Regions from separate parts of the Homo sapiens genome. Here regions 1 and 2 are each linked to region 3. The links are chromatin loops, found by intact Hi-C in ENCODE. Cell type or tissue: heart left ventricle. All regions are shown on one strand. Links, peaks and the distances in the headings refer to the core of each region. The heading gives the core; the rest is flanking DNA.

What was found. A loop is a pair of places that touch in the nucleus more often than their neighbours do. Peaks named below come from ENCODE experiments on the same cell type or tissue, not always from the same donor. Only the 100,000 strongest peaks of a DNase experiment are listed, where the experiment ranks them.
Region 1: a loop joins it to region 3, with 3 times the contacts of the local background. A loop is called at or near these places in 4 of 110 quality-filtered maps.
Region 2: it touches region 3 in a loop (2.6-fold over the local background); 11 of 110 quality-filtered maps call a loop at or near these places.

What each region holds. Positions count from the first base shown.
Region 1 is chr18:27,030,731-27,038,933 of GRCh38, forward strand. All of the region lies in intron 3 of CHST9 (carbohydrate sulfotransferase 9), which reads right to left. Among named protein-coding and RNA genes, the nearest start is that of CHST9, 150 kb to the right of the region's middle. In heart left ventricle, for the core only: no CTCF peak of the experiment used is centred there; no DNase peak of the experiment used is centred there.
Region 2 is chr18:27,020,250-27,028,452 of GRCh38, forward strand. CHST9 (carbohydrate sulfotransferase 9) reads right to left here. Exons shown (of 6, transcript NM_031422.6): 4 at 3,867-3,908. Among named protein-coding and RNA genes, the nearest start is that of AQP4, 160 kb to the left of the region's middle. In heart left ventricle, for the core only: no CTCF peak of the experiment used is centred there; no DNase peak of the experiment used is centred there.
Region 3 is chr18:27,181,625-27,189,827 of GRCh38, forward strand. It overlaps CHST9 (carbohydrate sulfotransferase 9), which reads right to left and starts at 3,684. Exons shown (of 6, transcript NM_031422.6): 1 at 3,512-3,684. In heart left ventricle, for the core only: no CTCF peak of the experiment used is centred there; a DNase peak (open chromatin) is centred at 3,867; H3K4me3 peaks cover 1,344 bases; H3K27me3 peaks cover 3,490 bases.

The sequences.
Region 1 (8,203 bases), core at 1,751-6,750, 150 kb before region 3:
GACTAGCTCAAGAGGCAGCCTCTAAAGTGAGAATAGCACTGAAAAGGGGTGGAGGGCCTGATCCCAGGCCTGATTCTTCAGCGATCTCATGGGAAACCCATTCATTCAGCTTCTCTGAGCCCTCATTCCCTCACCTTCACCTATACAATGCTTTAATGTCCACTTCAGCCTTGAGATTCTAGGAAATAGGGCAAAAACAAACAAACAAGCTCTTCATTATCATGCAATCATCAAGATTTTCCTGTTTATATTGTATTTAATAGTCCACCCCACCCCCATCCCATAAGTGTTCTCATATGTGTTACTTCATGTAATTCTCACAACAGTTTCCCAAGTATGGTGGGCTTACTGGCTGGCATGGTAGCCTGCCTTAATCTTGCCATACTATTTCTCTCTCTCAATTATTTCACTCTCACCTATACTTGATTCAGTTCCAAATATTTATGCAATCTTCGCTTTGACCTCTCCTGAACTTCAATTCTGCTTCTTCAAATTCTAGCTTCCACATCAGTGTCCCATTGTTGCCTCAAGTGCAGCTGGACTTGAATGAAACTTGTAATCCTGGTCCCCAAACCACCCACCCCTCTGAACTTGCACAAGTGTCTATTATATGGACACTTCTTCCTGCCATTCCGGCATGCAGCTTTGACATATCCCCCCACCATCTCCTCTCCCCAACACTTGCTTCCAGCCACCTTTTGATCCTTTCTTTCTATATCTCATAATCATTCTTTTTAGCTTTTCAGCGCTGCAGCATTCTGGCCAAGGTCCTTAGCACATCAAATTACAACTGTCTGCAAGCTGGTATCCCTGGCTTCAGCATCCATTTTCATCTTAATTTATCCAATGAATTGTTTTAAAAATTGTTTTTCCTATGCTACACTCCTCTCCAAAAACCTTGCTTTTTCCTTTCACTGTTACAGGATCCAGTATAACTGCATTAAATACAATCTCTGCTTCCCTGTGTAACTCAGAATTCTCTACAAATTCTGAAAGTCCCCTGAATAGGCCACTTCTAATCCCAAGCTTGAAACAGCCCTCATCCTTCTGTTTGAAAAATTCATATAGATTCTTCAAGATCTAAGATGGTTTCTTCTCTCAGTTTCAGAGTGGCCATCCTCTGAACTACAGCAGGCATTGCTCGTTGGGAGGAAGGCAACGGCACAGGCATGAGCAGCATGCCAGGCCAAGCCCTTTATATATACATGAACTCATCTGCTCTTAACCTTACCACGCATGCATCATCACTGTCCCTACTTTAGAGGAGCAAATGTGGCTCAGAGAGGTTAATAACTTGTCTAGGTCACAGATTTGCCAAGTGCTGGACCCAAATCTTGGTGGTCGGGCCATAGAGTTTGTGCTTCTAACCTTTACACCACACGATCTATCAAAGCTTCTGTTGCTCTAAAAATCCTTTTGTGCCACTGGTCTCTAGCATTTGCAAGCTCCTTAAGGGAAGGCTCTTTGTCTCTGTGCTCTGTAGCCTGTGACTGGCACACAGAAACACCCCGTATGTGAAGCCTTAGAGGTCCAGAGATGGAGTTTAGCAGTAGAAACAAGAGCAAACCCCTGACAGTGTCTCTGGGCTCAAAACACACAGAGACATACACCTTCCTTCTTGATCTTTCCTCTACTCTGACAAAAGTGCTGACTGCATATTTCATAGATCAGAAAAAGAGTAATACTACTAATAAAAATACCCGATACATTTCCACATTTCAGAATGTGGGCCAGATAATGAAGAAAGGTCTTTGAACAGTACAGCCTCCGTCCTTCCCTCTCTTCCTTCTTTTCTTCCTTCTTTTGTCACTTGCTCAACAAACATTTGTTTTATGCACACCCTGTGCCAGAACAACGCACCTCAGGGTTTGTTACTAATGGTTTCTACTGAGCTGCTAAAAGACAGAGCCAAGTGATATTAGGTGATTACCAAAAGCAACAAAAAAATTGCTAAAATGTATTGTGAGCATACCACCAGGTAGACATTAGGCAAGGGCTTGGCAGATATTATCTCACTTAATCCTTATTAAAACTCTATGAGATAAAAAGATTATTATCTCCATTTTACATATAAGGTGAGAAAGGTGAAGGTCATAGGACTCATAAGGGACAAGCAAGGATTCTAGTTTGGGTAGTTTGAAACGAGAGCCTGCACTCTTACCCTTTACACTTGACTTCCGCCAGAAGTAGATACAGCTTTGCAACATACCAGAGGCATATTTAAAATTAGTTTCATATCCTTTGAAAATAGCTCCATAAACAGTATCAGGGTACAACAGGAATGCCTCCACTATCATCACACACTTTACCTGAAAGCAGGTGTTCCCAGGGCTTTATTCAATTCATTTGTAAAATTAAAAATTAGCACCAAGCAATCTCCAGAATTCCTCCCAGACACAGACCTTGTATTATTCCAGAAAGGCAGCTGTTGGGCAGTGAGTGTTCACTAATCTTGGAGTCAGAATGAGGTTTCTTTGAATAGCCCAGCACCCTTGCTATCAGTTCCTGTCACCGTGGTTTGTACCTATTACTTCCAGTTTGTCATCTGCTGTCCTCAACTGTCTGGTAGACAATCACCCAACCCAAATAATCACCTGGATATACAGTGGTCTGTCCTTTACCCCACCCCTTTCATACACGCAGTTCAAGATCAACGTCTCAGTTTCTGAGTTCTTTATCATCCTGCTCTGTGGTTGCAGGTTTTGCTCTTTGGATGTGAGACTTGCCCTTATGTCCAATATTTCCTAGTTGCAGGTCCTGGCTGAAGAGGAGCTACTTCTGATAAAATGATGCATCTGATTTGGAAGGATGTTTGCGTCATTCCCTCCCTTCTCTTTTTCTCATTTTCAAGATTGCTTTGCTCACCAGCATGACACACATCAAGCTTTTTCTTTTGATCTGAAATAAAGTCTCTTTTTGTTTTTTATGCTATGGGCCTTTTCTGGGTAATCTCATTCATTTTGTTGGCTCTAATGACAACTATATTAGCACTGGTGACTCCTAAATTTCTGAACTGTATTTCTTACCTGAGCTCAAATAAGAATGTGCCCAGAGCACATGGCCTCAGGTTTTCCACGAGCACCAAAACAGAGCCTATCTAAATATGAAGTCCTCCTCTTCCCTTCCAAACATGCTCCGGCTCCTGTGCCGCCTCTCAGGGAATGTGGCACTCAGTCACTCAAATCAGGGGCCTTGGAATTCCTCTTGCATTCCTCCATTACTTACATGTCATCGATAACCAAGTCCTGTTCATTCCTTCTTCAAACATTTCTCAAATCCACCCACTCCCCCATCCGCACTGCTGCTTCCCTGTTTCTAACCTAGATAATTGCAGTAGATATCCAAGAAGCATCATTGCTTTGGTAGCTAACAGTCATTTCAAATTTAAGATAAATAAAATAGAAATCTCCTTTTATCCTCAGCCCCCCAAATGGATCCTCTTGTGTCTGCTGTATCTCAGCTAATAGTATTATTCACCAGCTTGTTCTCAGCTTAAATCTGGAGTCATCCTTTATCTCTGTTTTCGTATCCTTCCACATCCACTCTATCAGCATGTGCTGTCAGTTTTACTTCTAAAATCCTTCCTAAATCTGACAGCATCTCATTATTTCTACTGAAACCACCTTGGTCTCGGCCACTTCATTTTTCTCCTGGTTTACTTTAACAGCTTTCTTAAATGGGCTCCCTATCTCCACTTTTTTCCTAAAATCCCACCTGTGTCAGAGAGCTTAAAAAAAATTTCATTACCTGGCTTAAAATTGTCCAGTGTTTATTTTTTTCTCAATGCAATTATAATAAAATCCAAACTGCTTCCCACAGTCTATAAGGCCCCATGTAAGCTGCATGCTGCCACACGTTCACCTTTGCTCACCATGCTCCAGCCATGTCAACTTTCTTTCTTCTTCCTCAACCCACCAAGCTTGCCCTGCCTCAGGGCCTTTGCACTCTTCTCTCAGATCTGCTCAAGGCTGGTTCCTTCATATCACTCAGGATTTAGCTCAAATGCCTCCTCCTCAGAGAAGTCTTCCTCTCCCATTCTGGCTAATGTGATGCCTGTCTACAACTCCTCAGAATTTAATTTTATCTCTTCTGATGGGATAATTACCATAGACTGATGAATGTGTGTGTTCTTTTTTAACTAAAAAATTGAAAGTGGAAAAAGTTGAAAGCTTTTTTTCTTAAAATAGAAAAATACAGGCCTACTGAAGCAGGTTATTTAAAATTAGAGAAAAATAGTTTAATATATCTCTTTGAGATGCTGAATTCAATTCTTTTGGCTCTACATACCCAGAAATGGGATGGCTGGATGATAAAGTAGCTCTATTTTTAATTTTTTGAGGAATTTCCATATGGTTTTCTACAATGGATGTACTAATTTACATTATCACCAACAGTGTATTAGGATTCCCTTTTCTCCACATCCTTGCCAACACTTGTTTTCTTTTCTCTTTTTGATGATAGCCATTCTGATAAGTGTGAGCTAATATGTCATTGTGGTTTTGATTTGCATTTCCCTGATGATTAGTGGTGTTGAATATATTTTCATATACCTATTGGCCATTTGTATGCATTCTTTTGAGCAGTGTTTATTCAGGGTCTTTGTCCATTTTTAAATCATGGTTTTTGTTGTTATTTTTTGCTATGAAGTTGTATGCATTTCTTATATAATTGCAGCATTATTCAAAATAGCTAGGATATGGAAACAATCTAAATGTCTACCAACAGATAAATGGATAAAGAAAATGTGAGACGTGTGTTTGTGTGTGTATTCCATTGTTTATGTGTGCACATATATACATTTTATATATGTATATGTATTATATATGTGTACATATAATATATAATGCATTATATATAATGCATACATAATGGAATATTATATAGCCTCAAAAAAAGAAGAAAATCCTGCCATTTGTGATGACGTGGATGGACTTGGAGGACTTTATGTTCAGTAAAATAAGCCAGAGGCAGAAAGACAAATTCTACATAATCTCAATTATACGTATAATCTAAAATTGTTGAACTCATAGATATAATTATGCAAGATGAATAAGTTCTAGAGCTCCAATGTAGAGCATGGTGACTATAGTTAACCACACTGTATTGTAAAATTTAAAATTTGCTGAGGGTAGATCATAAGTGTTCTCAACACACACACATGCAAAAGGTAATTATGTGAGGTGATGGATATGTTAATTAGTGTGATAATGGTGATTATTTAACAATGTATGCAAATATCAAAACATCAAATTGTACACCTTAGATATATATAATTTTGTCAATTATACCTCAATGAATTTGGAAAAAAATAAAAATATATAAAATGCTATATATATATCTATATTCATGTGCCAAATTCAAAAGTACACACCCTTTTTCCGAGTGTAACAGTACGTATGATATTATGAATGCAGACCGAATACAGACACTGGATGATTCAGGTTGGTGAAAAGAGAGCAAGGTGCATCAGCTCTTCCGATGGGACATGGAAGAAGCAAGAGTCCTGCTTCATAGGTAAGTCTCAAGGCTGAGGATAACTGGACTTCCACCTCTCCTTTATCTCCAGTTCAGGAAAGAAAGAAGGATGGACAATTAAAAAAAGAAACAAATATCTCTTGCTTGTCTAAACTGTCTGGAAGACACAAACTGATGTGGCAATCCAACTAGACCTCTGGGAATACAATGTAACCTAGAATTAAATAACGTAACCTAGAATTACATTACAGGGTTTCTATAGAAGGAAATACAGAGGCACAGGTGCTGTGTTTTGTTTTTGTTTCCCAACATTTTGTTAAGATAATTTTCAAACATGCTGAAAAGTTGAAAAGCTTCATTTCTTAAGATCATATTTCTCCCACTTCAGGCAAAGCCAAGCAACATCAAAACTTCCTACCTGCCTAAGACCAGTATATTCTAAATCTCTAAGTGCCTGGGACCAAGGACTGGGCCACGACATGATTTTTGACATTTTGGTTACCTTTTTAGTGTGCTTATACCTGCAATGAGCCAATCACTCTTGCTAGATAGAAAGAGACTATTTTTTTTAAAATTTTATTTTATGGTAAGAACGCAACATGAGAACTGCCCTTTTAACAGATTTTACATGTACGATACAGTATTGTGAACTGTAGGTATGATGCTGTCCAGTGGATCTCTAGAACTTATCAGGGGCTGCAGGGAGGAGGAAGTGGGGAGTTGCTAAACAGCTGCTATATTTTTGTTGGTTGAAAAAGCTCTGAACTAAATTTTGTCTTCAAGTCTCCTTACACCACTGCTGGGAAGAACATCTACATGCTTATTGGGCACATTTGTTTTCTGTCGTTTAGAGAGGTCCTTCATCAATGAGTATTGATTATTGTGTCACGTAGTATATTGCTCATACAAATTCTGAAGTCAAATTGTTTTTAAAAATCTAAATTGGTCACATCTTAGCCTTGGCGTTTACATTTTTTTCCAGCAATATGAACTGAGTGGTCCCTCATATCTGCCATCTTCATAGCCAAACCTGTTACTTTTCACCCAGAAAAGAAATCTTCCTTTGACATTTTCTCATGAGTAACGATAATGAATTTGATAATTTACTAGTGGAAAGGGTATGATGCCTAACTTACACTGAACTAGATCCTATTGTGTTTATACCGGGCACAACTCAGTGGTCTCTGAAAAGACAAACAAATGCCTGGGCATGGTGGCTCACGCCTGTAATCTCAGCACTTTCGGAGGCCAAGGCAGGAGCATCACTGGAGCTCAGGAGTTCAAGACCATCCTGGGCAACATAGTGAGACCTTGTCTTTACTAAAAATAAAAAAAATTTAGCTGGATGTGGTGGCACACGCTTGTGTGTCCTTGCTACTCAGGAGGCTGAGGCAGGAGGATTACCTGAGCCCAAGAGGTCTAAGCTGCAGTGAGCTGTGATTCTGCCACTGGATTCCAGCCTGAGCAACTGAGTGCAGAGAGAGACCCTGTCTCAAAAGCAAAACAAAAGAAAAAAGACAAACAATGCAAGCTGATTGGAGACACCTGTTTGCTTATTTTTGCCACTAATCATTATACGTTATTTAAAAGCAAGAGATGATTAAATCCATCTTTCAGGTCATTTAGTTAAGTTTTTTTTTTTTTAAATTTTTACAAGCTCTCAAGGTCTTTGACTACTGCCAATTCTCAAGCCATTCAGATAAGAAAGCATTGCTGCCAAGTATGTATATTAAATGCTTCTTCAGAAGTTCACTGAAATTCAAACATTACAACTATAATTAGGATACCAAGAATAGGACATTACTGGTACTTTAATGTGAAACCAGGACCTAATACACATATGTTGGGAAGTGTTATTTAAAGACTTCTGCTATGGGGTTATATTTAAAAAATTGATTATCTCTCTTTTTATTCTCTCTCTTATGAAAATGACAAGAATTGTTTTTTCTTATGTTTTAGATAAACACTAGAAAAGTAAATTTTAAAAATGAATTCATGTCTTACTTTAAAAAATATTTTGTACATTTGCATTGGGTTAAATAAAGAAGATAACTTTCTGTCCAGGTGCAGTGGCTCATGCCTGTAATCCCAGCATTTTGGGAGGCTGAGGTGGGCAGATCACTTGAAGTCAGGAGTTTGAGACCAGCCTGGCCAACATGGTGAAACCCCGTCTGTACTAAAAATACAAAAATTAGCTGCGTGTGGTGGCATGCGCCTGTAATCCCAGCTGCTTGGGAGACTGAGGCAGGAGAATCACTTGAACTCGGGAGGTGAAGGTTGCAGTGAGCTGAGATCATGCTCCAGTCTGGGTGATAGAGCTAGACTCAGTTTCAAAAAAAAAAGAACTTCCAGCAAGGGCTTCAGTTCTGCAGTGTCCACTATGGTAGCTGCTGGCCACATGTGGCTGTTGAGAACTTGCTATGTGACTAGCACAACTCAGAAACTGAATTTTTAATTTTAATTAATTAAAATGTTACTTTAAAATCTGAAGTAGTGTAAAGTGTTTTTTTCATTAACCATAACTTTATTGTTTCCATAGACTACATTTTTCTTCAATGATTGCATCATGTAATCTACTATTTTCTATTATAATACACATGTTCAGCCTATCTATCATTTCTAGCATCTAATGAATAATTTCTTATATTGATAGCATGCTGCAATAATACTTTCAATATCCTGGCTTAAATAATATATCATTAAATTAATTTCCCCTATTGCATTTTGC
Region 2 (8,203 bases), core at 1,751-6,750, 160 kb before region 3:
ATGCTGTGTAGGGAAGTCCCACCTGTGGGGTTGAGGGTAGTAATGTGCCATGGGGCAATCTCCACATTAGCAGGTTACCACAGTGGACCGAAAGAAATGTACAGGAAGCAAGGTGCTTGGAAGTGAATTTCACGTGATTCATGTTGGAAGTCACAGAAGAGTGGGCTTTGGGAGCCAAGGCTGAGAAGAGAGAAGAAAATACTCTCGGTCTCTCAACCCCTAATGAGTCTTTGGAGCTGTCTTTTCACAGGTGCCTGGAATTTTGTCCAATTGGATAGGTTTTTCCAGATGTTTCAAATGTTATTCATGGGAGATGTTTATATTCATTATCTCCAAAGATCTTGACTAGGAGCTAGCACCTTGCATTTGATATATTTAATGAATAGCCATTGACTGAGGGAATCAACCATGCTCCCAAATGAGGAATGTGTCTTATATTAATTAAAATAGGAGTCAATAACATGCAAGATATAGCCTATATTTCCTTTATTACTGCCATTTGGCAAATTGAGGACGAAAGCTCTAACAATTCAAATCTCTCTCGGAGGTAAGTTTAGTAACTATCAAGATAGATCTTGGCAGCTCTCTCTTGGGGTCCCCAAGGCTCATTAAACATTTTAAGAGGACGCTGAACATTTTCCTAGTGGATGGTGAGATAACTCACTTCCAAGTGTGGGAGGAAGTGCAATCTTGCCTGTTGCAACCAGCAAATTCTGGAATGAGGTTTAGACTTGGTGCTAAAGGTGTGAGGGGCAGGTAGCATGCAGTCTGGCTCCTTTTTATTAATAGTTAGCTGAAACTTTACCTTTCTATTTCAGAGGAGGTGGACAGCTTTTTTACTACCTTATGTGCTAGGGAAGAATGAAAGTTCAAGTGAAAGGGGAGGCTGGGAATAGGCTGCAGTTGGGATGTGAGACAAGGGTGGGAGGTGAGAGGGTAGGAGGGTCAGGCAGGGGTCTGGCTGGCCACTGTCCTAAATCTGAGCAGTAGCGTCAGGGCTGGAGGTTAGCTGATGGTGACAGCATATAACCTTGGAGGCATCTGGCTGCTCAGCCCTTTGCACAAGCCACTCACTTACTTGACAACAACAAGTCACAGGATCACAGGCTGCGGACTCTGAATAGAAAGGGCGCCATTCTGTCAAACTAATGCTGAGGCCGGAGAACAGGGCCTCTAAACTTCTGAGATCTGCACTGGCCAACGTTTCCAATTGTCCCCTCAATGGCACTTGCTCTCAGCCACTAGTATACCTGCTTTGATCTACCCCAACCCCAGACCATCAACTCATTCCTTTTGATTGCTCCAGAGTACACAGGTGTGGCTGTACCTGCAAACTCATGTTTTCAGGATGGGCTTTTAATTCCGCTCAAAAATATTTTTCCATGTCTCTTTCTTGTCTTGCTTCCCCATTGCAGAATTTTTTCCTCTTTCCCCAGAGATAAGCTCTTACTCACAGAAGACAGTAACCCAGTGGTTCCTATCTATAGAGCACACATGGTGGATACCATATCTTTAATGCTCTCAGTAACCCGTGTAAGCTATGTGCTGTTGTCCTTATTTTATTTGATTTTTTAGAGATAGGGTCTCACTGTGTTGCACAGAGTGGACTGCAGTGGCTGCTTACAGGTACAATAATCATCACACACTACAATCTTGAACTCTTGGCCTCAAGCAATCCCCCTACTTTAGCCTCCTGAGTAGCTGGGATGATAGGCACATGCCCCTATGCCCAGCTTGTCCCTGTTTTATAAACAAGAGCTCAGTGAGGTCACCCAGCATGTGTTCTGGCCAAGTGCATTGTAGTTTATAAAATGCCTCCACATGTGTTATGAAGTTCTCTGACCTATGAATTGCATGTTATTATTATCTCCATTTCACAGATGGTAAAATGGAAATTTAGAGGGGTTATGTGACCTACCCATGTTGCATTGTTCATGGGTGGCTGAACTGAGTTTCGAACTTGTGTCCTCGTATTCTACATCCCATGCTTGTTCACAGTATAGTGGCAAGAAAATGGGAGCTTTCAGGCATAAACTCTCTCAAATTTCTTTATATCCATCTTTAAACTCATCTTAGTTTTTCCCCACTCATCCTTTTCTCCTGTCTCAGGAAGAAGTTGATTCTATTGTGTGTTCCTAAAAGTTCTCTCCTGTGCCCTTGAATAATCTTATTCATTTCCATTTCTTCACATTTCAACTCTTTATGCAAAAGACTCTCAAATCTTTCTTTCTCTAAACTCCAATTATTGTTTTCGACCACTTAAAGGGTATCTTTTCTTGGTAATATACCTTTATGTATAGACCATACACTACTCCCACATTCCCTCAGCTCTATACAACTAACTCTAAGTCTACGTTGTTTTACTTGGGCAATACATGTGCTTTGATGTCTCCATGCTTTTGCTTGTACTGCCTGAAATGCTGCCCTTCCCTTTCTCTACTTGCAGAAATTCCATTCATTCTTTAAAGAATCAGTTCAAGCGTGATAACTGTTACTGAATATTCTCCCAACTCTTCCTGTTAGATTTAACAGTGTATTCTGTGCATTCCCAAAGCACTTTGTTTTTTGGGATAACACATTGCTTATCACATGAGAAAATCACTTGTCTCCATCTCTGTCTCAACTTATGGGCTACCAGTAAAGTGAAGACAAAAAGGGAATTTTATTTATCTCTACATCCCTTGATGCAATAAGCATGGCCCTTGGCTAAGTGTTTATTGAATGAATAAAGGAATAAATGGATGCATGGTGACTCAGTTACTATTCCAATTTTTCAATATACCCCTAGGAGGGCATGGTCTGATTTTGTCTTTTTCCCTCACCTCAAATCTTTGCTATTGCCCTAGGAATCTGACTTGCTTGCTTTGCAAAAATGTTGAGTTTTAAATGAAAACAAATGTTACCTGCCATGTGAGATCATGAAAAAGAAAATGGAATAATATATCATTTTTTTCTTGTAAAGTAAACATACTACTGTCATCTAGGTGATCAACATTACAGATATGCATCCCAAAATTAGAATTTATATTTATAAATTTTTAAGATAATAGGAATTGATCATCTTCTATTACTAAATGCTTCCATCCACATGTTACACAATAGCAAACCTCATTAGATTAGAATAATTAGTTTGGAAAGGAGGAGAGGAAGATCTAGCCTGAATTATGGAAGTCAGAATTTATTGAAAGCAACATTGTTTTATTACTTTCAATACTATTACCTGCCAATAAAGTCTAAGGGGATATCTACTTCATGATCTTAATAATCTTTATTTTACAGCTGAATCTTTTTGCCTAAAGACCACTGTATGCCAAAGCCATGAAAACAATGTATTCTTTTTACATGGGTCACAAATATTCCATTTCACTTAGCAAATCCATTCCTTGCAGAAAATTCAAAGCTAAATTTCAGCTTAGTCTAGATCAAATTCTCAAGAATTCTGTATTAGCAGTATCTGAATTAATGAGGTTTTACTCTATTCATAGAGGAAGACACTTTAAACAATAGACTACAGTGCAATGTGCCAGGAAAGTGTTAAGTACTTTTAAAATAAAAATAGAAAAATATGTAAACTTTTTCATATAAGGAAAACACCATCCTATATATAACTGAAATCAGTCTTCAGAGCCTTTAGTTTCCTTTGTAAATCCCTTGAGGACAAGGATCGTGGTTTGCTTGCTTTTTCTCCCCACCCTCCAAGACTTTACGCACTCCAAAAATGCCACCTAGGCAGTGCTTCCTAGGGATGGCTATCATCAGCAGAACAGGTGCTTAAAAGCCACACTCTGAGGTTTTCAGATATTCTAGTTGTTGCTCTGCTTATCTATAACTACCCAAGATTCAAACATTATGAGGAAGTTACTCACTGATTCTGGGTACAGGCCGCAAGTACTTCACTGGTCCCCATCCTGAAAAAGAAGAGGAAAGAAATTCATATATTACCATCACATCCAAAGACATTTATAAAACTTTCTACACAAAGATGCCTCAAAGCCTCTCATATTTTATTTGTAACAAGGAAAATGATGGGAAGGGAGAGGGTCATGAAATAAAATGTGTCATCCCCTGTGTTTCTGGCCTGATTAAGCTTGGTGTCACTTATTAGGAAACCTGGCATTACCATGAAAATTTGGTATAGAAAAGCCTGGGCTTTGAGCCTGTACTCTTTATGGCAGGGAAATGGAGCCAGGGACTGGGGGGTGGGTAGCATTGGAAAATGACCATCACAAGGAAGACAATTTCCTTTGATTCTCAGCATTCCATCCCATAACAGATCAATGTGCTAATATACAATAATATTTTCATTTATTAATAAAATCTTTGTGTAAAATTGAGTACTTGGGCTCGATGTCTTTGGGTGAAATTGAGATAGAGATGCCATGTACAGCTCCTGGCATTATTAGTGACCCACTATTGGATGCCTTAGTTTGGGAAGCTTGGAAGAGTAAATGAACAGAAAGCTAGGATAAAAAAGAGGGCTCTGAGGCAAGCAACCCCACGGATATTTAAATTATCCAGAACGAATGAAAGTTTATTCTGTAGTAAACAGCTATAAGAAAGAAATCTTAAGGTTTTCCTTGAACGGGTGATTTTTCATGGTGATTACCAAGGGCATCTTTCTGCCAGATGAAGTTGGCCTACTGTAACATAGTATATTTCTTCTGGCCTAGTCACCTATGGGGAGAGAAGAGCCTCAGTTCCTTCTGAGAACAATCTTACAGAGCAGTAAGAATGTAATTATATGACTACTTAGTTTTTGGCTTTTTGGGTTACATGGTTCCATTTCTTTCCTTTAAAACATTATATATATATATGTATATATATAATATGTATAATACAACATATTATAACATATATACTATATGTCATACCATATATTTTATATAATATATAACTATAATGAAATATATATTATATAATACACTTACATATATTATATATTAATATATATTCTATTCTGTATTTTATAAATATATAGGTAATGTTTTGCTCTCTGCATGCCTTTTAAAAAATATCTTTCAACATATGTTGACTAAAACTTGAATGAGTACTAAAGGATGGTGTGGCTTAAGCAATGGTAGGATTAATTGTCTGTCCTGCTAGCCTGCCTCATTTAAATCACCTAGTCTCAGTGTGACTCATTTATAATATTGCTTTGCTAACCCTAATTGAGATAAAAATCTTATTGGTACTTGTCTTTTAAGTTATTTTTTAGCAAATTTCACGTGTGCCAAAAAATACCAGTTTACACTTGCATCAATGATATGCTATTCTGTTTTTAGAATGATTTAAAGCATATATCCAAGGGCATTTTTAATTGTCTTGTTATGAACTTCCTGGTGTAAGGTACTGGCCATTCTACTTGATTTAGTAATATCTGCATTTTGGAGGCAGGTATTTATGAGTCATATAGCTCATCAGTAAGTCACAGGTCCTTCAGTACAACTGATCCCCAGGGGCTGGACCTGGATATGTAATGCATTGCTCCCACCCAATTTATTGTAATTGCAACTCTATATTTACCTGTTCACCCAGGTAATGGTAGCATGATTAAGGTCACACTATCATGGCTTAGTGATAAGAATATTGTTTAGACTAGAACAAAATCTTCCTCCACACAAAATTGATTATTTCTAGCATATTATCATTATTTATGCAGGCTGTCACTGAATCAAGGAAGGAAGTTAAATTGGTGTGGAAAAACTGGTTATTCAAAAAATCTGCTTCTTTATATCCTACAATATTCTGGTAAGTTGCTTATTGATTGTATGAGAGATTGTTCTCATCAAATATTGCTTTTAAGCTATCTGACTTATAACAATCAAGTCATTTCCTTAAAAAATGTGGACATGATAGGCTCTTTCCTCCATCTCCATGATGGCTCAAATATGAAGGTTGTGCAAATCTGGCAATTTCTTAAGGATGTCTGGAGACCTGATATTAGGGCATTACAATGAGAGTACACTCAGGTATTGGTAATTCTTCCCTGGTCTAGTTTGTCCCTCCACACATCATGGATGGAAGTATACTAGTTAGATAAATGCCGTTCTCCCCCACTATAGTAAACTTATTGAACACTGGGATGATCCAGTCTGGTTCCTCTTTTTAACTTCTCTGAACCTAGTTTAGTCTTATGCATATATATTGAATTAACCTAAATTTCTGAAAGAGCTATTTCTGTAAGCATCGATTAAATGATAGGGAAATAAATACAATTTATTTTTTATCTTTTGAATTGTCTCCTAAGGAAAAGTATCCTCTCCCACATCTCAATAATAGTAATATAGTATATAGCTCTTTAAAGGCTTTAACTATATCTTTTAAATCATTGTTATTTTTCTGTATATTTGTACATAATAAATATGTAGGATGTTGGGCTCAGTCCATACAATCAATATAGACTGACTGACTAGCTACAAGATCATGTACTGAATAGCTATGCATATTCTTCCATGGTTAACTGTGAAAATAACTTGAAACCCCAACAATGGGGATTGCTTCACAAACAGAAATTAATTGGGTTTGGCCAGAGCCACTAAAATTAATGAGTTTAAACCTCACATCCAGTATATCTGTTCTTATATTGTGTTTAGAAGATTGAAAAAGAATTAAGACTTAATTTAGATAATCAAATAAAATAGGATCTTTGCCTTTCATTCCATAACTTATTCTGATCATCGTTTTTTGTGGTGAAGCATGTTTTACCTCTTGAAACTTGGCATAAACATCATAATAAGTGAATAGGTCTAGAGCTTTGATGAAAATTTAATTTTTTTAAAAATTAGCATTTCACTGATCCTTATCCTGAGGGTTGGAGAGCTTCACACAGCACTGAGCCAGGTAGAGCTCACACTCAAGTGAGAGAACACAAATACAACCATGGTGTACTTTTCTCAAAGAATTCAAAATAATTCTTCTGGCCATGTGATAAATTAATTTAGTTGTTTGTCATCATCCTTATCTAACTGAGAATACAAGGATAGGAAAAGGTTAGAGAGCTTCCTAAGGCTATGTGGCAGTTTGTTGTTAAAGTTGAAATAGGGTTACATTTGGAATGCCAAGGCTTTATTTTCAATAATGAATCAGGATTTGTTTTTCCAGCTAAACTTTGTAGATATTTGATCATCAATATCCTCTTAATTTTACACACAGATATTTGGATGCAAAGAAAAAAATAATCACAGTGAAGTTTAGGTCCTTTGGTTGCTGGGTTTAAAAGTTTATCCCAATATTTTCTTTTGAAAGATTGATTTGGTCTCACCTTGCCTTTTGTTTTATCTTTTCTTTTAAAATCGCCTGGATGCGCCATTATTAAATGAATAATAACCACAATAACAGCTAACATGGATTGAATGCTTATTAAATATCAGACATGCTGCTGAGTGCGTTATGTGAACCTTATCTAATTTAGTATCATAAGAATCCCATGGAAATACTACCAGGATTTCTGCATATAGAATATAGCCACATATTTCCAGTTCTGCATTTTCTTACATAAACTACACCCATAATCATCATGTATATTTCTCAGTTTCTGTTTCATTAAAGTAGATTGAAAAAGGCACAAAGCAGAATCCTTTTAGATTTAAGTTTTTCCCCAATATTTTACCACTATCTAGCTCACATATAATTCTATAGCCTTTATTTTATTTTATTTTGTATTTTTTTGAGACAGAGTCTTGCTCTGTTGCCCAAGCAGGAATGCAGTGGCGCGATCTCGGCTCACTGCAACCTCCTCCCACTGCAACCTCTGCCTCCTGGGTTCAAGCGATTCTCCTGCCTCAGCCTCCTGAGTAGCTGGGATTACAGGCATGTGCCACCATGCCCAGCTAATTTTTGTATTTTTAGTGGAGATGGATTTTCACCATGTTGGTCAGGCTAGTCTCAAACTCTTGACCTTGTGATCTGCCTGCCTCAGCCTCCCAAAGTGCTGGGATTACAGATGTGAGCCACCATGCTCGGCCTATATAGCCTTTTATTTTTAGTAACTCAATTTTATTGAGTCTTTACAAAACATTTTAATAGAAATAGCAGTTCTCTTCTACACACCCATATATCATTGGTTTACATAATTATCATTGAATAATTATATGAACTAGCAAAACTGGCACAGCACATCTGGGTACAAACACCACTGACGCTTGGTCCACATACATCTCCACAGGAGGGATCAGGAGTTTACAGGCGGGCTAGAGGGCATCCG
Region 3 (8,203 bases), core at 1,597-6,596:
AGATGCATACATTAACACATTCTTATTTGATTTTCAGGAGCAACCTATTATCACTTCTTAAAATATATTAACCACCTCTGTTACATGTAAAGTGGGATTGAATTTCTCAAACTTTGACTATAAGACTTTTATTTTTGCTGGGAACATATCTAATCCTTAACACATATTCATTAAACAGGCATACAATCAAGTCTTGCTTATCTTTCTTTGAATTACATATGATTTCCTGCAAAGTTTTCATACCAGGTTTGCTCACTTCTGCCACCCAGCTCATTTCTGGGCAGTCTGCCCATCTTCCCCACCTCCCCACAAATGGGTTTTCGTGTTTGAGGCATGAAAACTCATTTAAAAATTAACCTAAACACAAGAAAATAATTAGAAAGGCAACTTGCCCACAATAACAATGAAAATCTTTTTTAAACCAAACATGCAATACATTCCAAAGACAAACACAAATGACTTTTTAAATAACCATGATTTTACATTATCTTTGCCTCTATTTTTCTCATTAACATGAATAATTCAGAGTATTTACTATACATGGTGAAACTGTTTCTCCTCAATAATTCATTTTTAGGATACAGAAAAATAAGATGTAACATGTTCTTATGTAATATCCAAAGGTTTTAATTAGACTATATTTTTAAAGGCAACTTTACTTTCAAAATTATCTGTAGTTTGGGTTTATTCTGTCCAAAGCCATTCTTCTAAGTTAGGAGAATCTTAACGCTTTCAGGGAAAAGAGCAGTATAGAACACTGTAGCTGGTGATAATGGCCCACTTTTTCTTGGTTCCTGATAATCTTCAAGTACACATCAATTATTTGCAAAGTGTGAAAAAGATCATCACTATCTTTTTCCTCAAAAAATATGAAAATGCTTTGGGACATTGCACCCATATTTGAGTGAAAAGAATTTTCCTAATGTGCTGGCTAGGCTAAAGGAACAAAGGATGTATTATGTAACTTAATTTGGAATGATAAAATACCGTAATATTGAAGCTCTAATTAGAGCAAACACCCCTAAATGGGAAATCTTTCTTGGATAGGGAACTGAATATCTCAAATCTTGCTTTATTGATGACATCAACCAAACAAAGAGTGTGAATCTATCTGCTGATTACATCCCAACTCATCCAGATTCCCAAATACAAATATAAAGTATATAATAACAGGTAAACATGTTATTCATATCCTATCTCACATCCTATGCTATTCATATGCAATACTGATGTGGGAAACAATGTGTATTTCTTAGGTTTACTGAATTTGGAATTTGTAAGAGTAAGTTAGTCTCTTATTTTGTAAATTCTTCCTTGGAAGATGTTACATTCTCCTGGAAACCATACTAAGTTTCTGAAGTCACAGGGCTTTTTAATGCACTTCTTCAGAGCATCAAATGCTACCCTTGTGACCAGGAAGAAAGGAAAAGAAGGTCATCAGGAGGGCCCTGCAGCTGCACTAATTTCTAGCTTCTCTCTGTTAACAAAAAGGTGGGGGGTGGGGGGAAAGCAATCAGATTTTTACTGGAGTATACACCAGCCTTGGCCAAGTGCTTTGAAACTTTTAGAATGTCTTCTTTCATTGAAAATAAAAGAAGCAGAGCTTATGGTGTAATAAGCCAAACACAACAGTTACTGAACTTGAGTCAACATTGGATACCATTACAGCTTTCAGGATAGTCATGGGAATGTATGAAATGAGTAAGTACGTTTTGATACCTGTGAAAATAAAACATTGTGCTGTAAGTGAGTGGGAGAGAACAGATGGTTGGTAATGATTTAAAACATTTATGTTTTTGGACTATCACCAAGCCTCTGTATTAAAAAATATGGTGTTTAGTTAGTACATACCAACATCTATATGCAAGGTGCTCATTTTCTGGAGGACGGTACTGTAATGAAGGGGATAAAAACCAAATGAGGTAAGAGGAACATTCTTCTCGTTTTCTGGGGGCATTCAGTGTGTGCTATTTCTTATTGACGATATGCAATCTAAATGTTTTCCATATGATGAGAGGATTTTAATTTTTCCTCAATTACTAGTCAGCTGTAAGTGCCTAGGAATCATACTGTTTGATCGTATGGTGTAGAATTGTAATATTGTTTTGTAAATTTGATTCACTTTGATTGAAGCTCTTACACCCTTTGAGCAATAATAAAAAGTGGTAGTTCAGGGTGCTCTTGCCCATGAAAAACAATAGCATTCACCTTATCCTCACGTTGGTTGGCAGGCATATGGTGTTATGATTAGGTACTGGAATTAACAGGTGCCAGCCAACTGAATCAGAAGACAGATAAATACTAAATATGGTCACAATGCATTTGGATGTGTATATGTGAGTTGAAAAGAGGCCCCTGTCCTTCAAACCGAGAGGAATAATAACAATGTAAATAAAATTGTACAAAGATAGATTAATGCAATTCTGAGGTTAAAGCGAAGAAAAATAAACATTGGTAATACTCTCAATTATCAGAAAAACTGCGAAAAGGGAGTCCTGTTAAGCATCCACGGCGTTTTGATTTGGATCTGATAGCATAATAGGGAGAAAAAAGTCACACACACACATTGTGTATTATTCACTTGCCATCGCTTTCAAAACGCTGGGGATTATTCAGGCACAGTATGTTTGTGGGAGGGAGCTGGGGGTGGACCGCAGAGAGAGAGAAAGGAGGAAGGCCTGCAGCTCTAGACTTAGCACCTGTGAACTTAGTTGGAAATAACTCCTGACAGACATCAACCATAACACCTTCTAACAGAAACATGCTGATAGGCAGGATGTTCAAACGGGGCAGAAGAGGGAGCAGGCAACCCTGTGAAAGTAACAGCAGCAGAAACAAACACACCATTCCTTCTCCCCGCAACCCACTTGGAGCCCCTCCTCAGATCGCCCCTCCCAACCCCTCTGCTCTGGCCACGATCGCACCTGGCCTCCCGGTCCCCCTAACTTCCCTCCCACCTCTCCCGCAGCCTGCGCCTGAGCCTGAGCCAGGTCGCGGAGTTTGAGACTGACGCAAAGGAGGCACCCCCGCAGCAGAGATGCTCGTCTTTCTGCCACACACCCTGGAGGACCCGACAGACTGGCAGCAGAAACTAAAGACTGTTCCTGCCGTCCTCTTTCCAACCTCTGCATGCCCCAAGAGGGGTCTGACCCCGGAATCCTGGAGTCCAGGGTGCCCCGCCGGGGCGCAGGAAGGAAACTCAGGTAGCTGACAAGTTCAGGCGGCCGTCCTTCTCCAGCGCCCCCTCAAAGTCAGGATCCCCTCCTGCTCCCGCCCCCCACCTCCCGCCATGCGTCCACTGAAGTGAAGGGAAGTGGGTTGGAATACTGGAGGTAGGGGAGATAGAAAAAGGAAGAAGCCTCCCGCATCTCCAGCGGCGAAGCACCTGGAAAGGTGAGGGCGCACGTCCCCGCCCACCAGAGCCCGCTCCCGGCGCGGGTACCCAGCAGCGCGCCATCATCTCTGCCCCTCCAGTGCCCCCCAGCCCCAACCCCAGCCCCAGCGCGGTTACCTCGCGGGCCGCTGCCGGGCGCTTGCAGGTGCTGCTGTTCCAGGAGCGCAGCTTCGGAGGAAACTTCCCCGCGCTCCGGGGCAAACTCCCGCGCACTCCTGGCAGCCGTGAGGTGGCTGAGAGCGGAGCGCCGCGCCGGGAGCGGGGACAGCTCGGAGTCGGGCGCTCACCCTGGCCCTGACCCTCCCGCGTCCGGCCCGGCTGGGGCTGCGGCGCCGCCTCCGCGCCCGCTCCCGCCCGCGCCCCCGCCCCCGCCCGCCCGGGCAGCTCCGCCTCCCTCTTTTTCTCTCCCTCGCCCCCGCTGCCCGCCCTGCCTTCTCCAGCTCTGCCTTTGTGGCTCTCTGGTCCCCTCTTTCCTCTGACTTTCTGGCCTCGCCTCCGCTGGCGACTCGCCCTCCCAGCCCCGCGTGCCAGGGCTCAGGTGCCACCCCATGCCCAGTCGAGGAAGTGATTACCCTAGCAGTTCTTTCCCAATTCGCCCTCTCCTCTCCCCTGCGCTGGGGTCTTCTCCTAGCTTTTCTAGAAACCCAGTTCTGAGGAACACGTCCATAGGTTAGAAGGCTGTCGCAAACGTTAACTCCAAAGTCAAAATGTGTTTTGCTTTACAGACAGGAGGTGATGTTCGTTTGTTTATTTTAATACATCAATTATAATAGATCAATAAAGTGCTTGTTGTAAGTACGGCTAAGTTCAGCAGCAGGTTTGTGTAAACCAGGGCTCCCTCAAAATGAGCATAGTACCCATTTATAATGTTCAAGACCTAGGAGATTTCTCAGGCCACGCATTTCAAAATCGAACAAGCTGAAGTTGGCGGTTTTAAAGGGCTTTGCAAAGACCAACACTAGAATAACATTTTTAAATCATTAAAGGAAACACCAGGCTTTGGGAGGCCCAGGCGGGAGGATCACTTGAAGCTAGGAGTAAAAGGCTGCAGTGAGCTCTGATCCTGCCACTGCCCTCCAGCCTGGGCAACAGAGCAAGACCTTGTCTTGAAAGAAAGAAAGAGAGAGAAAAGAAAAAATAAAAATGGTTCATTCAGGTTTAAAAATTAGTTCTAAACATTATTCTATCAACAATTTGACCAAACTAGGGCAAATAAAAATAAATGAATCCTTGATTGCTTATTTTGCATTCAGATGATTTCTATAAATTAACAAAGAAAAACTCAACTATTTTTTTAAAAGCATTAACTAGTTAAACCTACCTTATTACGACATTAGAATTTTGTTGTTGCTTTTGCTGAAACTGAAATATTAGCCTTATGCACTTCCAGTAGGTCTTATTCTTATTAATGGTTTAGTAATAACACATCTGGTAGTAGTGAACTTTGGTTCTTTGAAGAATTACCATTATAGGACTTGTTTGCCTGATGCAGGTTTCTTTTTAAACAGAAGCTGATTTATTATTCTGTCACAAGTGTTTTATTTTCATGCATTTTTAAAAATTGGGGTAAACACCACATTTTTATCATTTTTAATGTACAGTTCAGTAGTGTTAACATACAGTCACATTGCTTTAAAATAGATCTTCAGAATTTCTTCATCTTGCAAACCTGAAACTTTGTCCATCAAACAGCTCCCCCTTTTCCTCTCCCCTCTAGCACTTGGTAATTACCATCCTACCTTTTGCTTCTATGAATTTGACAATGTTAGATCTCTGATATGATTAATATCCAGAATATATAAAGAGCTCCTATAACTCAGCAACAAAAAGTCAAATAACCTGATACAAATGGGCAAAGGACTTGAATAGACATAAGAGTTTAATTTTTAAAATTTGTATATTTGCTGGGGTTTTTTTGTTTTATAGATTTCTTTTTATTTCAGCTTAATTGTAAAGGAGTTTTAAAGTTATCAATGCCATATAAACACACTATTGAAAATTTGGAAAATTGAAAAAGAGTAAACAAATCATTCCACAAGCAAACCATTGTAATACAACTTGCTGATTTGTTATTAACTTTTAACCCAGAGTCAGTCCTTCATATGGGGAAAATCCTCATTCTCCAATAGAATAAATGTTTCCTGAGTTGAAAGAAACAAGCTAGTGTTCCCTGAGCTGTATTTAACTGACACATGCCTGGTAGGCAATTGATGAGCGCTCCTTGAATGAACTAACCATTTAACTTACTCGCTCTTGGTTTGGTTCCCTGTGTATCCATCCATGTTCTATGAATTCTTGGAGTTGGTACTATCCATTATATCACAGCAGTGAGGAAATTCAGGCCAACCTGATAATACATGAACTCTACTTCTAGGCTGTTGCAAAACATGCAAATTTTTTAGCCTGTGCCTTTCAGAAGTTGAGCAAGAATATCATTAGAACTGTATTTGAATATAGTTCTATGCTTAAAATGGGCATAAATTGAAAAGTTTTAGTAGCTAACGGGGGAATTGGGCATGATCAGATCAACTTATTGAATTTGCTTGATTGATGAGCTACTAGGCATTGCTAGTCCATTATGGGGTTTCCAGTCTTTAGAATCTATTTTATTCACTTATCTATCACAGCAAATCAAATATTTAGAACTGTGGCTGTCTTTCATTCCTAGACCTCTGTTTAAAACTGATTTTAAAAATTTGAAGAATTACTATTATAGAAAATTGAATATTGTTAATATCCAAGGTTGATGAATAAAGGATCAAAAAATTACCTAAAATGTATACCAAGCACCAGTATAAGATGCATGTTCTCATGCCATTTGATTGGGAGTTATATTGTTATGTGAAAATATTACCTTTTAATTTTGTAGTTAAACTAATTTAATTTTACACAGTGAATTATTTCTAAAACATTGATTAACAGCATGTTTCTAAACTCTCCAGTCTATTAATTTTGTTTAGTTCTTTCAATTTCTTAAAATGTTTAACTATTGACTGTTTCTGGGCAAGTGTGAAGCTTATGTATTGTTGATCCTTTAATGAATAGGTTGGTAACAATTATGGTCCATAAACGTGGTTTCTGCATCAAATCTCAAGGTACATTCAATAGCAAAAGTGCCTTCATAGAAGGAAGACTTCATCATTCTCAGGTTTATTTGGAAAAGGCATACAATGCTGATACCGCTAGGCTAAGCACAACAATAAAGTTAAACTTAACTTTGAAAGTATAACTAGTAGTATAAAGAATGACTTCAGTGAGCTGCTCATAGAGATGAAAAATGTGTGTAAGGTGACCTGGGGTAGAGAGGTAGGAAAAGAGTAAGAAAGGATATTTTCCTGGTTTCCTTATGTACCAAAAACAAACAAACAAACAAAAACAAAACAAAACAAAACAAAACTAATTTAAGGTATCAGCATGACACTGCTAAGGGATACTTCTTGCTATTTTTGAGTTTATGCTTTTCTCTAATTATGCCGGTGTTAATGATGACTTGGCTTAATTAATGGCCAAAGTCAAAATTCAGCAGAAATGCATTTAGCACAATATGCCAGGTCATGTGGGTGTTGCAAATACCTCTGAACCTTCTTATTTATGCCTCCAACTATTTTTTGAGGGAAAGCAGGGTTTTATTTATCTGGGAAGAGATATTTTTACACAAGTCAATAGAGGATAGTCCAGTAGCTACAGTAGTTTCCCTTTATCTTATCTTGCTTTTATTTTGCAGCATACGAGTAAAACTAGAAAAAAATGATAGAATGCGATTTATGTTGATTCCTGGTCAAGTGAACACAAGCCGGCCCACTGAACCAGAAGAAAAGAGTAATAGAACTCTTGAAAGAGAAGATAAAACCCACCGTATCCAGATATTGCTGGGAAGAAAAATAAAAACAACTATTAAAAATTTAAAATCACTTTTAGAAAGCTTCCTTGCATTAGTGCTATGAAATAGAAAGAGTCTTGGAGAACAGGATTTGTTCACGTTAAGTTGGGCAAGTCTTCTCTTCCTGGGCTCAGTTTCCTCATCTGCAGTGCATGAGGTCATTGAACTCCATAAGCCCTAAGGATCCTTCTGGTTTCAAAAATCCCATAACGTCTGATATAGAACACTTACCTTGACAAAGCTCTTCAAGTCATTTTCACCTTCACATATTGATTTATCTGTGTAGTGACATTTAAAGTGAATTCTAATCAGGAAATAAAAGGCTGATTTCTTCAGTAGAAGAAATTGACAATAAAAAAATGTGAATACAAGAGAGAAACAAAGGCCTGATTACCAGAAGTCGATCTATAGGATACAGAATGTGGCATTGTACAAAGTAGAAATTCCTTTCTAAAATTTAAGAAGAAATCATTGTAACATCAGGAATAAACAGGAAAAAGGAGAAAGCATTAAGATTTTCCAGTCAAGGAGAGATCTGGAAACATAATGATTTACCTCCTGCCATAGCAAGCATGGTATAGCAAATTTTATGATTTGGGGTTGATCAAAATTATTGTGTGACGAAGACATAATTAAAAAAAGATTTGACTCTGTCTCTAACCTTTTTTAAGGAAGGAATTATTTTCTTAAAAATCAAGAACAAATCAAGGACCAAATATCTATAACTAAAGCACAAATTAAGTGTTCAGAAGAATATTGGGGAGAAAAAGCAGAATGCAAAAGGAAAAATGCCTTATGGAAAGAGCATAGGATTAATAGTAAATGAGGAAGAACTATGACTCCTAAAGAATTATAAATTTTAAATTGTATGAAAAATAATATTGGTAAAACAGAAAAACTAAGAGATAATTGTAAGTAAATAAAAATGA